Regions from separate parts of the Homo sapiens genome. Here region 2 is linked to region 1. A link is an interaction called in ENCODE POLR2A ChIA-PET data of the cell type or tissue named here. Cell type or tissue: HepG2. All regions are shown on one strand. Region 1 overlaps AP4E1 (adaptor related protein complex 4 subunit epsilon 1). Region 2 holds the start of MIR4713HG (MIR4713 host gene).

Evidence for each region. Peaks named below come from ENCODE experiments on the same cell type or tissue, not always from the same donor. Only the 100,000 strongest peaks of a DNase experiment are listed, where the experiment ranks them.
Region 2: POLR2A ChIA-PET joins it to region 1 with 7 read pairs; 2 of 35 experiments call an interaction of 5 or more read pairs at or near these places.

What each region holds. Positions count from the first base shown.
Region 1 is chr15:50,918,666-50,923,665 of GRCh38, reverse strand. The region is part of intron 3 of AP4E1 (adaptor related protein complex 4 subunit epsilon 1); the gene reads right to left. Among named protein-coding and RNA genes, the nearest start is that of AP4E1, 12 kb to the right of the region's middle. In HepG2, no CTCF peak of the experiment used is centred here; no DNase peak of the experiment used is centred here.
Region 2 is chr15:51,033,953-51,038,952 of GRCh38, reverse strand. It overlaps MIR4713HG (MIR4713 host gene), which reads right to left and starts at 1,465. Exons shown (of 3, transcript NR_146310.1): 1 at 1,272-1,465. In HepG2, a CTCF peak has its summit at 191; no DNase peak of the experiment used is centred here; H3K4me3 peaks cover 1,232 bases.

The DNA of each region.
Region 1 (5,000 bases):
ACTAAGAAGACATGCCTTCTATTTTTTGTGCAAATCTTTACATTATCAATCAAAGCATTCTCTATTTTATAATTGCTATTTTATAGCCAAATATATAATTCAAAAACTAATCACTATAATAAAAAAAACCCTAATCACTACAGTTAATAGTGAGTTACTAGCTCTTTGTACTGAGTGAGCTAGCCACCTAATGTCAACGCACATGATGTAAATCATATATTAAATATATTAAGCCACACACAATACCTTATTTTCTCAATTGAGGGAATAACAATTATTTAGGAAAGAAACACTGTCTGCCACATTAAATATACTCATTGGCTTAAATAAGCATTTTTATTGCAATAATATTAAAACATTTTTAAAGTACATTTTAACATTGAGGAAATATATTAACACTATAACAAATGCCATGTACATATAATCTAGATACTCCAAGGAATTTTCTCAGTCAGGCTTCACATTGATAATAACTAACACTTTAATTAGACAGTCACTATGGGTCAAGTACTTTATAAGCATTACTTCATTTAATCCTCATAACCACACAATGAGATAGGCCTTTTTATCCCTATATAATGAGACCCAAGACTGGGCGTGGTGGCTCACGCCTGTTATCCCAGCACTTTGGGAGGCCGAGGTGGGTGAATCACGAGGTTAGGAGATCGAGACCATCCTGGCTAACACGGTGAAACCCCGTCTCTACTAAAAATACAAAAAATTAGCCAGGCGTGGTGGCGGGCACCTGTAGTCCCAGCTACTCGGGAGGCTGAGGCAGGAGAATGGCATGAACCCAGGAGGCAGAGCTTGCAGTGAGCCAAGATCACGCCACTGCACTCCAGACCAGACGACAGAGCAAGACTCGGTCTCAAAAAAAAAAAAAGAGACCCAAAAAAAGGCAATTTCTCAAGGTCCAATCTATCACATGGTGGAGCCAGGACTCAAACCCAGACAGTTGAAGTCAGTCCATATTTTAAACCCCCATATTTTACTGCCTCTCCACATAGTCTATCTTGACCTGATTCCCTGACTCCATGCTCATTGTTTTTCGTTCTTCTCAATTCTTTCAGCCTTTTCATCAGGGATTCTAATGTTAACTATAACCATCATTACCCAGCATCCATGCTGTCTGTGTCTACCATGGAACAGGAGAAAACGGAAACTTCCAATTCTTACAATCAAGAGGTAGTAGCATGACCAATTCCAACACCTTCACTAGAGGTCGGAGGAGCAGAGCTATTACTCTCACAATCTTAAGAGTTGAAACAAATCTGACCCGGGCCAAGAAAGAGATGAGGAAAATCCCAGAAAGCATTTGTTTTGTTTCGTTTCCTGAGACAGAGTCTCACTCCATCACTCAGGTTGGAAGGCAGTGGCACGATCAAAACTCACTGCAGCCTCTACCTTCCAAGCTCAAGCAATCCTTCACCTCAGCCTCCCAAGTAGCTGGGACCAAGGCATGCACCATCACACCGAGCTAATTTTTTTTTTTTTTTTTTTTTGTAGAGATAGGGTCTCACTATGTTACCCAGGCTGGTCTCAAACGCCCAGACTCAAGCGATCCCTCCCACCTTAGCTTCCCAAAGTGCTGGGATTACAGGAGTGAGCCACCACACCCAGGCCCCCAGAAAGCATTTAAAGCAGAGATTGTCTTATCAGATTGCTGATAAATCACCTGCTCAGCTAAGGTATCACCCATTCCCAAGTCACCAATATCAAGGTCAACAAACTAATCCAAAGACCATCTCAATGAAACCTTAGTTCTTTCTGTTATGAATAATATCCCAACTGTTTCAACAATCAGAAAAAAAGGGGGAAAAACACTGTGACTCAAAAAATGTAAAAATTTTCAGAGAAACAAAGAATAATAACTACGATTACAAAATATATTTGGTATAACTAAGAATGAGGTATACAAGCTTTGAGTACAGAAATTTGGGCTCTGGCTCCATTTATCTGCTCTATGACTTATGTTCCTATGCTCTATAAGTTACTTGACTTTTCTGAGTCTCAGTCTTCTCATCTTTAAAATGAAGATAAATGGCCAGGCACTTTGGGAGGCTGAGGCAGGCGGATCACTCGAAGTCAGGAGTTTGAAACCAGCCTGGCCAACACGGTGAGAAACCTCACCTCTATTAAGAACACAAAAATTAGACAGACGTGGTGACACTCTCCTGTAATCCCAGCTACTTGGGAGGCTGAGGCATAAGAATCGTTTGAACCCAGGAGGCAAAGGTTTCAGTGAACCAAGATCACGCCACTGCACTCCAGCCTGGGTGACAGAACAAGACTCTGTCTCAAAAAAAAAAAGAAAAGGTAAAATGAAGATAAATACTATCTCAGAAGATAAAGCACTTAACACCTAACTTTATGAGCACTGAAGTTTATTTATTCATGCCTATAATTCCAGCACGTTGGGGGGCCAAGGTGGGAGGACTGCTTGAGGCCAGAAGTTTGAGACCAGCCTGGCTAACGTAGCAAGACCCTATCTCTAAAAAGAAAATAATAACTTAAAAAAAGTATTTATTCAATGATACTCATAAAAAAAATAATAAGGCATTCTGGCTGGGCACGGTAGTTCATGCCCGTAATCCCAGCACTTTGGGAGGCCAAGGTGGGTGGATCAACTGAGATCAGGAGTTCGAGACCAGCCTGGCCAACATGGCAAAACCCTGTTTCTACCAAAAATAAAAAAATTAGCCGGGTGTGATGGCAGGCGGGCACCTGTAATCCCAGTTACTCGGGAGGCTGAGGCAGGAAAATCGCTTGAACCTGGGAGGTAGAGATTGCAGTAAGCCGAGATCGTGCCATTGCACTCTAGCTTGGGATGCAACAGCGAAACTCCATCTCAGAAGAAGATACAAATAAAAAGACATTCTGCATCAGAGAAAGCACCAAAGCAGGCTTTAAAATTCAGGAGTGGATGAGACAACAGTACCAGAGTGAAGACATGTAGAAGGCATAAAATGGCCGGGCGCAGTGGCTCATGCCTGCAATCCCAGCACTTTGGGAGGCCAAGGCGGGTGGATCATGAGGTCAGGATTTCCAGACCATCCTGGCTAACACGGTGAAACCCCGTCCCTACCAAAAAATTAGCCAGGCACGGTGGCACGCACCTGTAGTCTCAGCTACTCGAGAGGCTTAGGCAGGAGAATCACTTGAACCCAGGAGGCGGAGGCTGCAGTGAACCGAGGTGGCGCCACCATACTCCAGCCTAGGTGACAGAGACTCTGTCTCAAAAAAAAAAAAAGAAGGCCGGGCACGGTGGCTTACGCCTGTAATCCCAGCACTTTGGGAGGCTGAGGCGGGCGGATCACGAGGTCAGGAGATCGAGACCATCCTGGCTAACACAGTGAAACCCCGTCTCTACTAAAAATACAAAAAATTAGCTAGGCACGGTGGCAGGCGTCTGTAGTCCCAGCTACTTGGGAGGCTGAGGCAGGAGAATGGCGTGAACCTGGGAGGCAGAGCTTGCAGTGAGCCGAGATAGCGCCACTGCACTCTGGCCTGGGCGAAAGAGCGAGACTCCGTCTCAAAAAAAAAAAAAAAAAAAAAGGCATAAATTTTATCTTTTTTTTTTTTTTTTTTTTAGACATATTATCGCTGTGTTGCCTAGGCTGGAGTGCAGTGGCACAATCTCAGCTTACCACAATCTCCGCCTCCCAGGTTCAAGCAATCCTCTGACCCCAGCCTCCCAAGTAGCTGGGAATACAGGCATGTACCACCACACAAGGCTAATCTTTGTATTCTTAGTAGAGATGGGGTTTCACCATGCTGGCCAGGCTGGTCTCGAACTCCTGACTTCAAGTGATCTGCCCACCTAAGCCTCTCACAGTGTTGGCATTACAGACATTAGCCACCGTGCCCAGCCCCATAAATTATATCTTTAAAAAATGATTACCACTCAATAATATACATTAAAAACATCTGATGCCTGCAGATACACGTCCCTCTAATTGGCAAGAAAATATTTTCCTAAAGATCATGAGTCTCAATAAAAATAACTCTGAGATCCCCTTTAATATAAGCATCCATAACTATAAAATGATACATATAAAAGGTTATTAATTACAGCATAATTTATTTACTTATTTATTTATTTATTTATTTATTTATTTATTTATTTATTTTTTGAGATGGAATTTCACTCTTGTAGCCCAGGCTGGAGTGCAATGGTGCGATCTCAGCTCACCGCAACCTCCGCCTCCCAGGTTCAAGTGATTCTCCTGCCTCAGCCTTCCAAGCAGCTGGGATTACAGGCCTGCACCACCATGCCCAGCTAATTCTGTATTTTTAGTAGAGACAGGGTTTCTCCATGTTGGTCAGGCTGGTCTCATACTCCTGACCTCAAGTGATCTGCCCACCTCAGCCTCCCAAAGTGCTGGGATTACAGGTGTGAGCCACCGTGCCTGGCCACATTATTTATTTATTTTTTTGAGACAGGGTCTCACTCTGTTACCCAGGCTGGAGTGCAGTGGCGTGATCTTGGCTCACTGCAACCTCCACCTCCCAGGTTCAAGCGATTCTCATGCCTCAGCCTCCCTAGTAGCTGGGACTACAGGCACCCACCACCATGCCTGGCTAATTTTTTGTATTTTTAGTAGAGACAGGGTTTCACCATGTTTGCCAGGCTGGTCTCGAACTCTTGACCTCAGGTGATCCGCCCACCTCGGCCTCTCAAAGTGCTGGGATTACAGGCATGAGCCACCATGCCCAGCCAAATTACAACATAATTTATGAGAACAACAACAAAAAAAAAAATCAAAAATAAGCCATATGTCCACCAAAAGGGATGTGGTTGAAAAAACTATGGTACATCCACCCAATAAAAATTATGCAACTGTATAAAAGTATAAAGATGTCAAAACAAGGTATAGAATAATCTATATAGTATGCTATCTTTCAAGTAAGAGATAGTATAGATAACATGCTGCCTTTTATATAAAAGAGAGTGAATGTGTGCACAAACTTTTGCTTGCTTTTTCAAAATAAAACAATGG
Region 2 (5,000 bases), 120 kb before region 1:
AAGCAACCCCACCCTCCCTAGTAGCAGGGCTGCTGACACCCCCGCCTGAACATTCACTTAGGACCTGGGAATCACCCTATTTCTGCCTATTATAGTTAGTCCCTGCATGCACCACGAGGGGGCCTGAGGATAGGTCCACCCATCCCAGCTCTGCCACCCACCAATGCCTAAACATACCATCCAGGGGCCTGGGGACCACTCAGACTAGTCTACCAGTTTTGGCACTTGAGCCTCCTAGGGTCCTGAGGTCAGGCTCACTCAGCCTGCCACTACCACCATAGCAGGAATCCACCAGCATGTGCCACCTATGGGCCTGGTGACCAGCCTACCCAGCCCATCACAGCCACCACCAACTCCAGCAAGGACTGCTTGGGAGTCAGAAGGTTGTCTCAGCACTACTACTGCCATTGCCCACACCACACTCACTCCACAAGGACCTGAAGAACTTGTCCACTATTGCCACAACCAGCAGCTGAGTAAGCTGCCTGGAGGCCCAAGAATCGGCCAGCCTGGACCTGCTAACGCCAGTGCCAGCATACGCTGCCCTGGGGCCTAAGGACAGGCACATTCTGCCTGCTGCTGCCACCACTGGGGCCCAAGGACAGGACTACATGGTGCTCTTGTCCTCAGCAAAATTTCACCACAGACTCCACTAACAACTGCACCCTAAAACGAGTGAGGAAATCACAGACATCACTGTTGCTGTTTATAGCCAAAGAAATAATACAGAGACTACACTACTGCACGCACCCAGAATCAAAGCACAAGTGCCCTACCCAATCAACACCATAGATACATCTTCAGGAATAAGTCCTCTCCTATAAAAGCAAATACAAAATACTGGAAGAAGTGACTGTTACACCAGATGCACAGATATCAGTGTAAGGACACAGAAACATGAAAAGCAAAGAAATACGACACCTCCAGGAAAAACAGTAATTCTCCAATAACATATTCCAAGCAAAAAGAAATTTATGAGATCACAGAAAAAAAGTGAAAATATTGATGCTGAAGAAGTTCAGTAAGATACAACAGAACACAGAAAAACAATACAAACAAATCAGAAAAACAATTCAGGAAATAAATGGGAAATTTACCAAAGAGATAGAAATCATTAAAAAGAAACAGAAATTCAGGCAAGGAGGCGGAGCAATATGGCTGAAAAGAACCCTCCAGCAATCATCCCCCCTGCAAGAACACCAAATTGAACAACGATCCACCCAAGAAAGCACCTTCATAAGAACCTAAAATCAGGTGAGTAGTCACAGTACCTGGTTTGAACATCATATCAAGGAAAGAAGCAGGAGGAGCCAAGATGGCCGAATAGGAACAGCTCCGGTCTACAGCTCCCAGCGTGAGCGACGCAGAAGACGGGTGATTTCTGCATTTCCATCTGAGGTACCCAGTTCATCTCACTAGGGAGTGCCAGACAGTGGGCGCAGGTCAGTGGGTGCGCACACCGTGTGCGAGCCGAAGCAGGGCGAGGCATTGCCTCACTTGGGAAGCGCAAGGGGTCAGGGAGTTCCCTTTCCGAGTCAAAGAAAGGGGTGACTGAGGGCACCTGGAAAATCAGGTCACCCCACCCGAATACTGCGCTTTTCCGACGGGCTTAAAAAACGGCGCACCACGAGATTATATCCCACACCTGGCTCGGAGGGTCCTACGCCCACGGAGTCTCGCTGATTGCTAGCACAGCAGTCTGAGATCAAACTGCAAGGCGGCAGCGAGGCTGGGGGAGGGGCGCCCGCCATTGCCCAGGCTTGATTAGGTAAACAAAGCAGCCGGGAAGCTCGAACTGGGTGGAGCCCACCACAGCTCAAGGAGGCCTGCCTGCCTCTGTAGGCTCCACCTCTGGGGGCAGGGCACAGACAAACAAAAAGACAGCAGTAACCTCTGCAGACTTAAATGTCCCTGTCTGACAGCTTTGAAGAGAGCAGTGGTTCTCCCAGCACGCAGCTGGAGATCGGAGAACGGGCAGACTGCCTCCTCGAGTGGGTCCCTGACCCCTGACCCCCGAGCAGCCTAACTGGGAGGCACCCCCCAGCAGGGGCACACTGACACCTCACACGGCAAGGTATTCCAACAGACCTGCAGCTGAGGGTCCTGTCTGTTAGAAGGAAAACTAACAAACAGAAAGGACATCCACACCAAAAACCCATCTGTACATCACCATCATCAAAGACCAAAAGTAGATAAAACCACAAAGATGGGGAAAAAACAGAACAGAAAAACTGGAAACTCTAAAAAGCAGAGCGCCTCTCCTCCTCCAAAGGAACGCAGTTCCTTACCAGCAACGGAACAAAGCTGGACGGAGAATGACTTTAAGGAGCTGAGAGAAGAAGGCTTCAGACGATCAAATTACTCTGAGCTACGGGAGGACATTCAAACCAAAGGGAAAGAAGTTGAAAACTTTGAAAAAAATTTAGAAGAATGTATAACTAGAATAACCAATACAGAGAAGTGCTTAAAGGAGGTGATGGAGCTGAAAACCAAGGCTGGAGAACTACGTGAAGAATGCAGAAGCCTCAGGAGCCAATGCAATCAACTGGAAGAAAGGATATCAGCAAAGGAAGATGAAACGAATGAAATGAAGCGAGAAGGGAAGTTTAGAGAAAAAAGAATAAAAAGAAATGAGCAAAGCCTCCAAGAAATATGGGACTATGTGAAAAGACCAAATCTACGTCTCATTGGTGTACCTGAAAGTGATGGGGAGAATGGAACCAAGTTGGAAAACATTCTGCAGGATATTATCCAGGAGAACTTCCCCAATCTAGCAAGGCAGGCCAACGTTCAGATTCAGGAAATACAGAGAACGCCACAAAGATATTCCTCGAGAAGAGCAACTCCAAGACACATAATTGTCAGATTCACCAAAGTTGAAATGAAGGAAAAAATGTTAAGGGCAGCCAGAGAGAAAGGTCGGGTTACCCTCAAAGGGAAGCCCATCAGACTAACAGCTGATCTCTCGGCAGAAACTCTACAAGCCAGAAGAGAGTGGGGGCCAATATTCAACATTCTTAAAGAAAAGAATTTTCAACCCAGAATTTCATATCCAGCCAAACTAAACTTCATAAGCGAAGGAGAAATAAAATACTTTACAGACAAGCAAATGCTGAGAGATTTTGTCACCACCAGGCCTGCCCTAAAAGAGCTCCTGAAGGAAGCGCTAAACATGGAAAGGAACAACCAGTACCAGCCGCTGCAAAATCATGCCAAAATGTAAAGACCATCGAGACTAGGAAGAAACTGCATCAACTAACGAGCAAAATAACCAGCTAACATCATAATGACAGGATCAAATTCACACATAACAATATTAACTTTAAATGTAAATGGACTAAATGCTCCAATTAAAAGACACAGACTGGCAAATTGGATAAAGAGTCAAGACCCAACAGTGTCCTGTATTCAGGATACCCATCTCACGTGCAGAGACACACATAGGCTCAAAATAAAAGGATGGAGGAAGATCTACCAAGCAAATGGAAAACAAAAAAAGGCAGGGGTTGCAATCCTAGTCTCTGATAAAACAGACTTTAAACCAACAAAGATCAAAAGAGACAAGAAGGCCATTACATAATGGTAAAGGGATCAATTCAACAAGAAGAGCTAACTATCCTAAATATATATGCACCCAATACAGGAGCACCAAGATTCATAAAGCAAGTCCTGAGTGATCTACAAAGAGACTTAGACTCCCACACATTAATAATGGGAGACTTTAACACCCCACTGTCAACATTAGACAGATCAACGAGACAGAAAGTCAACAAGGATACCCAGGAATTGAACTCAGCTCTGCACCAAGGGGACCTAATAGACATCTACAGAACTCTCCACCCCAAATCAACAGAATATACATTTTTTTCAGCACCACACCACACCTATTCCAAAATTGACCACATACTTGGAAGTAAAGCACTCCTCAGCAAATGGAAAAGAACAGAAATTATAACAAACTATCTCTCAGACCACAGTGCAATCAAACTAGAACTCAGGATTAAGAATCTCACTCAAAGCCGCTCAACTACATGGAAACTGAACAACCTGCTCCTGAATGACTACTGGGCACATAACGAAATGAAGGCAGAAATAAAGATGTTCTTTGAAACCAACGAGAACAAAGACACAACATACCAGAATCTCTGGGACACATTCAAAGCAGTGTGTAGAGGGAAATTTATAGCACTAAATGCCCACAAGAGAAAGCAGGAAAGATCCAAAATTTACACCCTAACATCACAATTAAAAGAACTAGAAAAGCAAGAGCAAACACATTCCAAAGCTAGCAGAAGGCAAGAAATAACTAAAATCAGAGCAGAACTGAAGGAAATAGAGACACAAAAAACCCTTCAAAAAATCAATGAATCCAGGAGCTGGTTTTTTGAAAGGATCAACAAAATTGATAGACTGCTAGCAAGACTAATAAAGAAAAAAAGAGAGAAAAATCAAATAGATGCAATAAAAAATGATAAAGGGGATATCACCACCGATCCCACAGAAATACAAACTACCATCAGAGAATACTATAAACACCTCTACGCAAATAAACTAGAAAATCTAGAAGAAATGGATAAATTCCTCGACACATACACTCTCCCAAGACTAAACCAGGAAGAAATTGAATCTCTGAATAGACCAATAACAGGATCTGAAATTGTGGCAATAATCAATAGCTTACCAACCAAAAAGAGTCCAGGACCAGATGGATTCACAGCCGAATTCTACCAGAGGTACAAGGAGGAACTGGTACCATTCCTTCTGAAAATATTCCAATCAATAGAAAAAGAGGGAATCCTCCCTAACTCATTTTATGAGGCCAGCATCATTCTGATACCAAAGCCAGGCAGAGACACAACAAAAAAAGAGAATTTTAGAACAATATCCTTGATGAACATTGATGCAAAAATCCTCAATAAAATACTGGCAAAACGAATCCAGCAGCACATCAAAAAGCTTATCCACCATGATCAAGTGGGCTTCATCCCTGGGATGCAAGG